Regions from separate parts of the Homo sapiens genome. Here region 2 is linked to region 1. Evidence: read pairs that join two places in POLR2A ChIA-PET (ENCODE). Cell type or tissue: K562. All regions are shown on one strand. Each heading gives the region's core, and the rest is flanking DNA. Links, peaks and the distances in the headings are about the cores only.

Evidence for each region. ChIA-PET counts read pairs that join two places held together with the same protein. Peaks named below come from ENCODE experiments on the same cell type or tissue, not always from the same donor. Only the 100,000 strongest peaks of a DNase experiment are listed, where the experiment ranks them.
Region 2: POLR2A ChIA-PET joins it to region 1 with 5 read pairs; 5 of 35 experiments call an interaction of 5 or more read pairs at or near these places.

What each region holds. Positions count from the first base shown.
Region 1 is chr17:39,105,463-39,112,646 of GRCh38, forward strand. It overlaps PLXDC1 (plexin domain containing 1), which reads right to left. Exons shown (of 14, transcript NM_020405.5): 3 at 3,786-3,929; 4 at 3,442-3,511; 5 at 2,661-2,783; 6 at 1,945-2,063; 7 at 392-491. It overlaps LOC124903995 (a long non-coding RNA gene), which reads left to right and starts at 5,793. Exons shown (of 2, transcript XR_007065744.1): 1 at 5,793-6,728. RefSeq lists a silencer at 3,448-3,636. In K562, for the core only: a CTCF peak has its summit at 2,723; a DNase peak (open chromatin) is centred at 2,709; H3K27me3 peaks cover 2,500 bases.
Region 2 is chr17:39,175,655-39,181,326 of GRCh38, forward strand. It overlaps CACNB1 (calcium voltage-gated channel auxiliary subunit beta 1), which reads right to left. Exons shown (of 14, transcript NM_000723.5): 12 at 2,330-2,425; 13 at 1,696-1,881; 14 at 1-3. CACNB1-AS1 (CACNB1 antisense RNA 1) reads left to right here. Exons shown (of 4, transcript XR_934743.3): 2 at 209-305; 3 at 1,353-1,681. Among named protein-coding and RNA genes, the nearest start is that of CACNB1-AS1, 3.9 kb to the left of the region's middle. RefSeq lists enhancers at 1-355, 1,132-1,633, 1,634-2,133. In K562, for the core only: no CTCF peak of the experiment used is centred there; a DNase peak (open chromatin) is centred at 1,847.

The DNA of each region.
Region 1 (7,184 bases), core at 1,532-4,031:
GATTCCTGTCTCCTGGCATCCTATGATGCTCCCTTTATCACCTGGAGTGGGAAGGCCACAATGGTTGTATTCTGGGAGGACTCAAACCCCTTACTAGGGCATCTTTGGAGGTTTTCTACATAGAACAGGGGCTGAGTGGAAGGGCTGTGGCTCCCTTTCACCTTAACAACCAGAGCAGTGCCTCCCATTGGAGATTTTGCTGGAGAAAATGGTCCCTCTGCTATAACAAAGAAAAGCTGGAAGTCACTGGGCATCCTTTCCTGCCTGGTTTCCCTCTCAACTCTCTGCCCCTTGTCTACTCCCTGCCACTGCCATCCCCCCAGCAGCTCAGGTTCAGTCTGAGCGGAGTCCTACCCCCATCAAGGCCTCTGCGGGGTCCCTGAAGACTCACCTGGCACATCCGGGGATGGATTGAGAATCATGAAGGCATCCGATAGGCCGGTTTTGACAGGATGCTGGGAGGAGCTGATTTCCGGGACAGACATAGGGATCTGCGGCAGGGAGAAGAGACTCCGTCCACCTCCCAAACGCTCTGGGGCCCACCCAGCCCTCCCCTGTGAGCTCCAGACCCATCTTTCTGGATGGCACCACCTCCTGGAGGACTCCAAGACATTGGAAGCCCAGTGGGACCCCACCCAAATTCCAAGTCCTCTCCACACCACCTCCAAGCACATTTTCTTCTTTCCTCTGTCTCGGTGAATGGCACTCCATGCAGGCCGGAAACCCGGGACATACCCTTTTCCCTTCCCTTTCTTTCATTTCTTCCCTTCCCCATCTAATGCATCTCCGAATTCTGTTGCTTAACCTGCTAAGTGGCTCTCAAATCTGTCTGTTTTCCATTTCCCCTCATCCTACTCTAAGCTGCTGTCACCCTTCTCCTAAATTACTTCCCAGTATTCCCTCTAAGCCCCCAACAACCTGTTCTCCACTCTGAAGCCAGAGTGACTTTTCTCAAGGGCAAATCTGTGGTTCCCTTGCCCTGTCCTGCCCCTCACTCTCTCCCTTCCAACCATGCTGCCTTCTTCTATTTTTTTTTTAATAGAGGTGTGTGTCTCACTATGTTCTCCAGACTGGTCTTGAACTTCTGGGTTAAAGCAATCTTCCCGCCTCAGTCTCCCAAAGCGCTGGGGTTATGAGCCACCACCCTGGCTCATCATGCTGCCTTCTTTTTTCTTTTTTCTTTTTCTTTCTTTTTTTTTTTTTTTGAGACAGATTCTCACTCTGTTGCCCAGGCTGGAGTGCAGTGGCACGATCTCAGCTCACTGCAACCTCCAACTCCTGGGTTCAAGCGATTCTCCTGCCTCAGCCTCCTGAGTAGCTGAGATTACAGGTGCCTGCCACCACGTCCGGCTAAATTTTTTGTATTTTTAGTAGAGATGGGGTTTCATCATGTTGGCCAGGCTGGTCTCGAACTCCTGAGCTCTGATGATCCACCCACCTCAGCCTCCCAAAGTGCTGGGTTTGCAGGTGTGAGCCACCGCACCTGGCCCATGCTGCCTTCTTTCAGTGCTTTGTGCCAGCCGTGCTCTGTCCTGCCTCAGGACTTTTGCATGTGCTGTGTGCTGTTGTCTCTCCTAGAACATACTTCACTCTCCTCTTTGCTTCCTGAACTCGTATTTATCCTTCAGATTTCAACTCTTTTCCTCAGCAAAGCCTCCCCTGGCCTCTGCCAAGGTTAAGAGGTCTGTGAAAGGCTCAGCTAGCACCAGGCACCTCTACTTGGGAGCGCTTGTCACAGTGGTGATTCTACATTTGTCCCTGTAATTATTGTCCACCTCCGCAACCAGACTTACTGCTCCAAAAGGGTAGGACCCGCAAACATCTTGTTAACTGCTGTATTACCAGCAGCAAGCCCCATGCCTGGCACATTGCAAATTCTCTAAATATTTGCTGAATGAAGAAAGGCTCCAAGACCCAGCTGTCTCTGCAGCTGGGCCCACTCACCTCTTTATAGGCAAAGACAATGCGGCCGTCATGGTGCAGAGCTGCCTGGAAGGTGAAACTGCCCTTGTCTTCCCAGCCTTGGAGATAAACGTGGTCCCACTGAACCACAAAGACTGTCCCTGGGGAGAAGAACAGAGACCCGGCTGGACGGGAGATCATGCAAGGAGCAGGGCCCTACAGAAATGCCAGTCGGAGGGCAGCGGCCACAGGTTGGGTCCCTTCGGGATGATGGGGAAGTTTGCAAAGGTAAGGAGGCAGGAGCTGGGCAGCTCACTAAAGCAGCGCGGCTTCCAAGCAGCAGAGGAGCCAGAAGATCCTGCTTCAGCCCCAGATACTGTACTTGATCATCTCTTTCCCTTTCCTTCTTGTCTATTCTGACTCCTTGAGATAAAAGAAGGAGGAATGTCTGTTCTCCTGGATTCAGACGGGGCTCAAGGGACATCCTGGTGAATGTAAGTAACAATAAAGGCCCCTAACATTTATTTTACCTCGACTAAGAGCCAAGCACTGTCGTTTTGTTATCTCATCAGATTCTTCTGGGTAGCAGGCATTTTTGCCCCTATCTGACAGGTCAGGAAACTGAGCAGAGAAAGGTAGGTGGCTGCTTTGCCGTGGGACTGTGGGACCCTTGCCCTCTCTAGGCCCTGTGCTCCTCTAAAGGACTGGACAAGGGATCCCTGGAGCTGGGTGACTTAAATTCTGAGATCCAGTCTCACCATTGTCAAAGTAAACAACTGTGGAGTTGTCGGAGTAGCCAGGGTTGAAGTTGGCCATCAGGGGCGCCACATACTGAGTAGCTGTGAGCATCCGATGGATCACGTCCCCCATGAAGATGAAGCCTAGGGTGGGAGAGGTGCAGAGGAGTCACCAGAAATGGCCCAGAGGGGCCGCTTTGGGGGCCTTTTCCCCAAGGGCAAGAAGGGCAGCGCAGGCAGAGCTGGAAGTGAGCCTGAGACCTCTGTCGCCCATCCCCATCTGGCGGGCTCTGGGTCTGGTGTGTATGGAGCCAAAGGACCCCAGATAGGAGAAGGTCCTCCCTGTCCCTTCAGCAGGGCACAGACTATAGGGCGAGGGGGCAGGAAGAGGAGAGGACTCACAGCTTTCCCCATCCCTGGGGAAGTGGGATGTGGAACTGAAGTGCAGGGATTAAAGACAGGTGCCTCCTATCAACAGGGAGCCTGGCCCCAGGAGCCCAAGCTCTCAGTGGAGTCTCCCTCTCCCTCTTATTCAGCAACTCCGGGACACAGGGCTGTCCACACTGACTCGTGCTGGCCCGAGGAGACACACACGTGCAGGCACATGAGCAGGTCAGCTAATGCAAGGGAGATGCTCTGACGTCCACTGACCCCCCTCCTGAGAATCAGACTCCTATTAGAGCCAAATGTGCCTTCCTCCCATTTCATATAACCCTGTCTCCAGTGAGCCACCCCTGGGAGGGCCCCTGAGTTCGGGCTGAGGTCTCCAGACTCTCCCCGGGGCCCCACGACGTGGCCTTACCTCCAGTTGCTATGGTGATCTGCCGCAGAGGATGCCCGTAGAAAGGGAAATCAAAGGACAAGACCACTCTCTGCAGGGGATGGGAGAAAGTCAGCACGGGCCAAGCTGCAGGCCAGGGGCCTGGGCACCCACACTGCCTCATGCTTGTTTGGACAGAGTGGGGAGCAGGCATGCCCAGGGCCACTGCTGGGCACCCCAACTCTGGCAAAGTCCCATGGGAACCCCTGGAAGGTACCTCCCAGGTCACAGACCTCGGGCCACAGCCATGCCCACTGACCAGGCAGGGTGGTTTGGCCCCCGGCCTCCCAGCACAGGGAAGCATGGCTGGCGACTGGGGCACTCACCGAAGCCTGCCGGTGGGTGTTGGAGAGTATTGTGTGGATCTTCACTTGGCTCCGGTTGGCCTCGGCCACATCTACCCACAGTTCCCGGCTGTGGGGCTCGCTGGGGCCATAGAGACGGGACACATAATAGCTGTGGTTGTCCTCCTGCCGGCACCCAAGATAAAGCCCACAGGAGGTGTGAGTAGTCAGCATGCCAGGACTGACTCTCCGCCCTTCCCCACTCAGATTTCTGGGTACAGGAAGTCACCACCCTCCCAGGGTGCTGGACCTGTGGCCCCAAGGGCTGATTTAGGCCTAGGACCCCCTGGACTCCCCCTTGGCCCCAGACAGCTCACTAGCTGGCCCCTAGTGGTGCCCCAACAGGCCTGGCCACAGCCAAATCCACGCCTGCTGCCCTCATGCTCAGCCCTCCTGTTCCCAGACAAGCCAGGAGGCCGGCAGCCCCTGCATCCCTTCAGACCAGGACCAAGGCTGAGCTTGGCATGGGGCATAAGGGAGGAACAGACAGGATGGCCTCAAACCGGGCCCTTGTTTTCAGGGAGCTCCCAGGCCGAGGGAGAGTCATAGTCCCTGCCCTGGAAGAGTACCCTATTTAATGGAAAAGGAAAATCTGGGCTGGACGCGGTGGCTCGCGCCTGTAATCCCAGCACTTTGGGAGGCCGAGGCGGGCGGATCACGGGAGGTCAGGAGTTCGAGACCAGCCTGGACAAAACAGCGAAACCTCGTCTTTACTAAATATACAAAAATTAGTGTGGCCTGGTGGCACACGCCTGTAATCCCAGCTACTTGGGAGGCTGAGGCACAAGAATCACTTGAACTCGGGAGCCGAGATCGCGCCACTGCACTCCAGCCTGGGCGACAGAGCGAGACTCTGTCTCAAAAGAAGGAGAAAAATCTGGATCTTAGAAGGCACCAGTCTAAAGGAGGAGGCTGCCTCTTGGTCCTGGGGAGTTTCCAGTCTGGAATGGGACTTATATAAACAGAGGAGCAGACACAGACCCTCAAGCAGAGCTAATACAGAACCCAGAGTCCACACAGCATCACCAGGGTGGTGGGAAGGGGAGAGAAGCAGCAAGGATTCCTTCGAGGCATATCTTTGAGCCTTTGCTGTGTGCCTGATGGAGATGAAATAAAGAAGTTAGAATGCTATGGGCTGGGGGTTCATTCTGCAAAGGCTCTCCTGCAGAGGAGCACTTGGGCCAGGGTTCAAAGGAGGCCAGGGAAATGGTTGGCAGAAAGACTTAAGAGCCAGAGAGGGGCGATGTGGAAGCCCTTCCTGGAGCCGACCCAAGAGCACCAGCCGCAGGAGGAATGGAGGCAGGGCAGGCAGGTTCCCTTGGCAGCCACCGCCACAGAGGTGGGGCCGCTGACCTGTGAGGAGCCCTGGGTCATTAATCAGGCTGCCCAGCGGTGGTGGCGGCAGACACAGCAGAGTAAACGACATTCTCCCTGCCAGGCTGCCAGCTGCCCAGCCGGCCCTTGCCCTGGGCGCAGCGTGAGCAGGGACAAGGGGTTCCTGCACTCCTCACCTGCCAGAAGGCACTCTGCTCTTACGATAAGCGACACAATCTGGAGACCTGGGGTTGGGGCAGGCTGGGGGACGATGAGCGGAAGAAGCATGGTTGGTTGGTGTCGGGGGCTATTCCCTCTGCCACTGCCCTCCCTTCCTGCCTCCAGACAGCCCATGCCTCCACCCATCCTCAGCACGGCAGTCAAACCAATCAAAAACACCTTGCTCTGTTCACAGGCTATCCAGGGCTCCCTGAAGACACTGTCCTCGAGACGAAAACCAAAGCTCTTAGGCTGGCATGCAAGATCCCACCATCAGCCAGCCCCAGCCTCTCTCTAGCTCCTTCTCTCTCCTCTCACCACCTTGTGCATCCTTGTGTGCCCACCCCCCAGACCAGACTCCCCTGACAGCCTCAAGCCACCAATGGTCACTCGTGCCACTGCCCACGCTGGTCCTCCTGTCTGGAATGGCCACCCTCGCCTTCTCCCCTTGACAGATTCCTGGTCATTCAACACTCGGCTTAAACTCTGCCTTCTTTTATTGTTGAGACAGAGTCTCGTTCTGTCGCCCAAGCTGGAGTGCCATGGCATGGCCTCGGCTCACTGCAACCTCCGTCTCCCGGGTTCAAGCGATTCTCGTGCCTTAGCCTCCCAAGTAGCTGGGATTACAGGCACACGCCTCCACGCCCAGCAAATTTTTGTATTTTTAGTGGAGACGGGGTTTTACCATGTTGGCCAGGCTGGTCTCAAACTCCTGACCTCAAGTGATCCACCCACCTGGGCCTCCCAAGGTGCTGGGATTACAGGTGTGAGCCACTGCGCCTAGCCAAACCCTGCCTTCTTATCAGCCTTTCACCCCTACCTCCCCAATGAGGACCTCCACCCCCTGCAAGTGGCCTCCACCATCCCTTATTTCAGGGAGTCCTCAAGGGGTGACTCATGTGTACTATTTGCAAGAGTTACATGGGGCCACTCTTGTTGGATTCTTGGTTTTACTCACAAAGCCACCTGGTAGGGGGGCTGCCCTGATGCCACGGCCCCTGGGGTGAGGGCTAAGGATGCTGCTTCCCATTGCTGCCACAGCCACCAGCCCTGGAGTCTCGGGAGGGTACCCAGAGGGGGACGCACTGCTCTCCAGCTCTGCCCACAGGCACTGAAGCCACTGCTTCTGCCCAGAGCTCTTAGCCTCCCTCGGGAAAGCAGCTCCCTCTGTTTCTGCCCCTTTCCCCATCCTCCAGGAGAACTAATGCTTCATGTTTTTCCTTGGTGTCTGTCTCTCCTATTTCCACCCATCTCTGCTGGAGACCCCTATCTCAATTTTTAAAAAAATCACCCATCAAGAAACAAAGCTCCGTGCGTGGCACTCTGTGCAGAGAGATCTGCACAAAGGAAGAGTCCGATGGCCGCCTCCCAGCCTGCTTCCTGGATTCACAGGTGAGCAGTTTTTATTCCACTTCCAAGCAAAAAAAATATAGGGGGCCCTGCCCAACACTGTACATCTGATAGTCTGTAGGACTCCAACTCTGAAGCTGGTTATGGTTCACCTGGGACCACCTGCCACGGCCGTAGCTACAGCCTGCCCTCTTCCCCCCAGTTCAAACAAAAAAGTGGCTTATTAAGAGACATCAGTTAGCCTAAAATTTTGCCTGAAGAAAGGAAACCAAGTTTAGATGCTATTCAGCCCATCTTTTTTTTTCTTTCTTTTTTTTTTTTTTTTTTGAGACGGAGTCTTGCTCTGTCGCCCAGGCTGGAGTGCAGTGGTGCGATCTCAGCTCACTGCAATCTCTACCTCCTGGGTTCAGGCAATTATTATGCCTCAGCCTCCCAAGTAACTGGGATTACAGGTGTGCGCCACCATGCCCAGCCCAGCCCATCATTTAAATGTTTGTT
Region 2 (5,672 bases), core at 607-3,106, 69 kb after region 1:
TCCCTGGTTAGCAGACGGACAGCACACACCATGCAGATCAGGCAGGGGTGAGAAAAACACAACAAAGCAAGGCAAGTTAGTGACAGCATTAAGAGGTCCGGCCTGGATGAAGAGGGTGCTGGCTCTAGAGGAGGGGCCCCGGGGACAAACGGCTCTGGAGCCCAGCCAGAGGACAGACCTCAGGGCATTTGCTCCTCTCTCGGGACAGGGGGCACCCGACCTTCAACAGATGTGAGGACATATGAACTCTCAGGGCAACTATGGCCAACAGCCGTGAGCCATGAGTCACCGCTTCCTCAGTGCAGGTCATTAATGCTATCTTGGGGCTAACTGTCATTAACAGCTCAGTATTGCCACTCATTAGCGGTTGATTCGGTTAGTCATTGCCTTTGGTTTTCCAAATATATTAACGGGATTTCAGCTCAAACCTGCTGACCCTGGCTTCTTCGACCCACACCAAACCCCAATCTCAGGCTTCCAGAACCCCATGCTTCTCCCACCATTCCCTAGTCGGATGACACCATCTCCAAGGCTGATGGGATTCCTCCCTTGCCCCCAACAAGCACTCAAAGCAGCAAGCTGGGGAAGGCTGCTGGGTCTCCCCCTCCTACTGAAGATGAAGAGGTGGCCCAGTGTCCTTATCATCAAATGTCACGTGGAGGTGGGGCACAAGAGGGGTTCCAGTCCCTCCCCTGCCATGTCAAGCTGTGTGACCCTAAGCAAACAGTTCCCCTCTCTGTGGCCTCATTTCTTGGTTGTAATGTGATGGGGGTTAGACCTGAGTAGCAGTTTCCAAACTGTTACCTAGAGATCTGGGGTGGCATTGGGTGGGAAGGGCACAGAAGTGCTTCAGGGGTCCCCATGGAGGTGGAGGGGAGGCCATTCCCCTGGCTCCCTCAGGGCAGAGCAAGGATGCATTATCTAACATCCTCAGCTTCCACGTAAGATTCATTGAACAAATGGGCTCTGTTGCTGAAAACAAATTTGAAAGCTACAGTCTAGAATGATTTCATGGGTTTCTTCTGGCTCTTAAGACCTTATACTTAATGGTGTGCCATCAAGAGGTGGGCTGTGGCTCCCATGGGAGGAGGGCAAGGCAGGATGGGTCTCCCATGGGAGGTCCTTTCCTGGACTTTAACTGGGAGAATGGTGGAAGGTTCAGCATCAAGTCATAGAAGATGCCACATTCTTGGTCCCTCTTGAGGGGCCTTGTGGAGTCAGGGCTCCAGGGAGGGAGAGTCCAGGTTTAACGTAGGTTTCCCTGGCTCTGAAGGCCCCTGCTCTGTTGGGTCTAAAAAGGGTGTGGAGTCCAGCGAATCAGTTTATCAGTCTTCCTCGCATGTCCTTCCTAGTCCCTTGTCTTAAAAGCGCTCCCATCAGGCCTCATATCCAGCGGGCAGCAGATGCGCTCCTATGGCACCAGGCCCAGGAAGACAGCACCAGAAGCCCCAGACCCATCAAAAACCACAGACACCAGAAGCTGCCGCTCATCTTATTTTTTTACAAAATAAAGCTCTTCCCTTCCTCCTCCATGTTCCCTGCACTCCAGTTCCGACCCCAGAGCAGGAGGGAAGACGGGCAGGGCGCCCACTACATGGCATGTTCCTGCTCCTGGGGCACCACACTGCCCCGCTGTGAGGACTCCAGCCCGCCCCAGAAGCCGAGGTTTCTCCTGAGCGAGGTGAGCACCTGTACCTGGAGGTTGGAGACAGGGGCAGGGCTGGCAGCCAGGGCTGCGGTAGCCATGGTGCGGTTCAGCAGCGGATTGGGTGGCGTGCTGCTGGGCGGGTGTGTGGCCTTCCAATAGGCTTCCAAGTACTCCGCCAGATGCTCGCAGGCATCCTCCAATTGGTTCTCATCCAGGATGATGTCAAACATTTCCTGTGAAGGCGGGGTTAGGGGGCAGGGCTGGGATGAGTGGGGCATGGCCAAGGGGGTTGAGGGTGTGGCCTGGGTGCAGTGGGTAGAGTCAAGGGATTGAAGGACAAGGTTAAAAAGAGGCCTCTGGATGTAGAAGGGAAGGAGAGCTCTCAGATCTACAGATTGGCAGAACTGCAAGAAGTTTTGGCACTCAGTCCAACTCCCTCATTCTAGAGATAAGGCAACCAAGGCTGGGAGACAGGGCTTGACTCTCCACGCAGAAGGGTGCTTCTGGGGCTTGAACCCAGTCTTTGACTGACGGGACCTGCGCTCTTCCCAGAAGACCAGTCTGCACCCACAGGCCTGACCCAGGTGTTCCTGGTCACCCTGTCTCTCATGTAGGCCAGAGGAAACCAGGACAACCCAAATGTTCTCCCTCCATTCCCTTCCCTGGGATCTAGGCACTCACAGGGGGGCACTGTGCCAGCTTTTCCGAGGCCGCTATTTGGACATTGAGGTGTTTGGACTGAGACTTTCCTCGGGACTTGATGAGCCTTTGAAGTACCTGGTTTGGGGAGAGAGAAAAGGAAGAGGAGCTAGAGGGACTCAGGCAATGCACCCAGTCAGAGAGGCGGGTCCTGGTTGGATCAGCATGGAGAGCCAGTGTCAAGACCCTTGAATGCTCCATAACTCTCAGCCCTGGGCACCTCTGCAGAAAGGACCTCAGCAGCCCTGTGTCTACCCTATGCAAAGCTCAGGCTCTCTCCTGGTGTTATGCCAGCCTTCCTTAGGGGCTATATGAAGGGCAGTGATTCTCCTTCTCAACTTCTCTAACATTGTTTGTAGGCCCGCCCACTCTCCTTTTTTTTTGTTTTTTTTTTTTTAAATTTTAGAGACTGGTTCTCGCTCTGTCACCCAGGCTGAAGTGCAGTGGTGTGAACATAGTTCACCTCTACCCTGGGCTCAAGCGAGCCCCCAGCCTAGCCTCCTCAGTAACTAGGGCTACAGGCACGTGCCATCATACCCCACTAATTTTTTTTAATTTTTTTGTAGAAACAGGGTCTTATTATGTTGCCCAGGCTGGTCTGAAACTCCTGGCCTCAAGTGATCCACTTGCCTCAGCCTCTCAAAGTGCTGGGATTATAGGCGTGAGTCACTGAGCCCAGCCACACCCTCTATATTAACAACGGCAACAACAACAGTCTTCCTTTATGGGGCACTTGCTACATACCAGCATTGTTCTGTGCTTTTCACATGATCAATTGAGTCCTGACAACAATCCTGTTAGATAGCTGCTATTATCATTCTCATCTCAACAACAAGAACCATAATTATAATAATGCAAAACCGGAAACTAATCATGAGGAACAATCACACAAACGCACACTGAGGGACAGACAGTCTACAGAATAGCTGTCCTGTACTCTGCCTAAATGTCAGTCTCTGGAAAATTCAAGAAAGGCTGAGGAAGCCTTCCAGATTAAAGAAAACTATACTGGCTGGGTGCGGTGGGTCACACCTGTAATCCCAGCACTTTGGGAGGCCAAGGCGGGCAGATCTTGAAGTCAGGAGATCGAGACCATCCTGGCTAACATGGTGAAACCCCATCTCTACTAAAAATACAAAACATTAGCCGGATGTGGTGGTAGGCGCCTGTAGTCTCAGCTACTCAGGAGGCTGGGGCAGAAGAATGGAGGCAGAGCTTGCAGTAAGCCGAGATGGTGCCACTGCACTCCAGCTTGGACAACAGAGCAAGACTCCGTCTCAAAAAAAAAAAAAAAAAAAAAAAGAGGGCCGGGTGCAGTGGCTCATGCCTATAATCCCAGCACTTTGGGAGGCCAAGGTGGGTGGATCACGAGGTCAGGAGATCAAGACCATCCTGGCCAACATAGTGAAACCCCGTCTCTACTAAAAAAATTAGCCGGGCATGGTGGCAGGTGCCTGTAGACCCAGCTACTTGGGAGGCTGAGGCAGGAGAACGGCGTGAACCTGGGAGGCGGAGCTTGCAGTGAGCTGAGATCGCCACTGCACTCCAACCTGAGCGACAGAGTGAGACTCTGTCTCAAAAAAAAAAAAAAGAAAGAAAGAAAGAAAGAAAACTAGGCCGGGCGCAGTGGCTCACACCTGTAATCCCAGTACTTTGGGAGGCTGAGGCGGGTGGATCACCTGAGGCCAGGAGTTCAAGACCAGCCTGGCCATCATGGTGAAACCCTGTCTTTATTAAAAAATAATAATAATACAAAAATTAGCTTGGCGTGGTAGCACATGCCTGTAGTCCCAGCTACTCACGAGGCTGAGGCATGAAAATCACTTGAACTTGGGAGGCAGAGGTTGAGGTGAGCTGACATCATGCCACTGCACTCCAGCCTGGGCGACAGAACAAGACTCTGTCTAAAAAACAACAGGCAACAAGTGATCCTGGGTTGGTTCCTGGATTGGGGGAAATGTTGCTATGAAGGGCATTCTATACCGGCACAGTGGCTCACGCCTGTAATCCCTACACTTTGGGAGGCAGGGGTGGTGGTGGATCACCTGAGGTCAGGAGTTCGAGACCAGCCAGGCCAACATGGCAAAACCCCGTCTCTACTGAAAATACAAAAATTAACTGGGTATGGTGGCAGGCGCCTGTAATCCCAGATACTCAGGAGGCTGAGGCAGAACTGCTTGAACTAGGGAGGCAGAGGCTGCAGTCAGCCAAGATCGCATCACTGCACTCCAGCCTGGGCAGCCAGAGTGAGACCCTAGCTCAAAAAAAAAAAAAACCAAATATGGACTATATTTTAGAAATAATTCTTGAATTTTACAATTGCATCATGGTTGTGTAAGATAATGATGTTGTTCTTAAGAAACACAATATAGGCCAGGCATGGTGGCTCACGCCTATAATCCCAGCACTTTGGGAGGCTGAGACAGGTGGATCTTTTGAGGTCGGGAGTTCGAGACCAGCCTGGCCAACATGGTGAAACTCTGTCTCTACTAAAAATATAAAAATTAGCCAGGTGTGGTGGTGGGCGCCTGTAATACCAGCTACTTGGGAGGCTGAGGCAGGAGAATCACTTGAACCTGGGAGGCAGAGATTGCAGTGAGCCAATATTGTACCACTGCACTCCAGCCTGGGTGACAGAGCGAGACTTCGTCCCCCCTCAAAAAAAAAAAGAGAGAAAGAAAGATAAAAGTAAATGTTTCAAAATTTGTGAATCTGAAAAAAATTAGACTGTACACTTAATTTATTTTTTATTTTTTAATAGAGACAGGGTCTTGCCATGTTGCCCAGTCTGGTCTCCAACTCCTGAGCTCAAGTGATCCACCTGCCTCAGCCTCCCAAAGTGCTGGGATTACAGGTGTGAGCCACCAAGCCTGGCTTATAGACTTTAAATGGCTGAACTTAATGGTATGGGAATTCTACCTCAATAAAATGTTAAAAAGTTAGTGAATCCTGGTGAAGAATATTCAAAAAATAAGATTTTTTTGATACTATTCTTGCCACACTTCTGTAAATCTGAAATTATTTGAAAATGAAAATCTTCTTACAAAATGGAACAGATATAGTTCTGGGATACCAAGCGTTTATTTTTATTTATTTATTTATTTATTTTTGAGACAGAGTCTTGCTCTGTCACCCAGGCTGGAGTGCAGTGATGCAATCTCGGCTCACTGCAACCTCCGCCTCCTGGGTTCAAGCAATTCTTGTGCCTCAGCCTCCTGAGTAGCTGGAATTACAGGTGCCCACCACCATGCGCAGCTAATTTTTTGAATTTTAGTAGAGGCAGGGTTTCATCATGTTGCCCAGGCTGGTCTTGAACTCTTTAGCT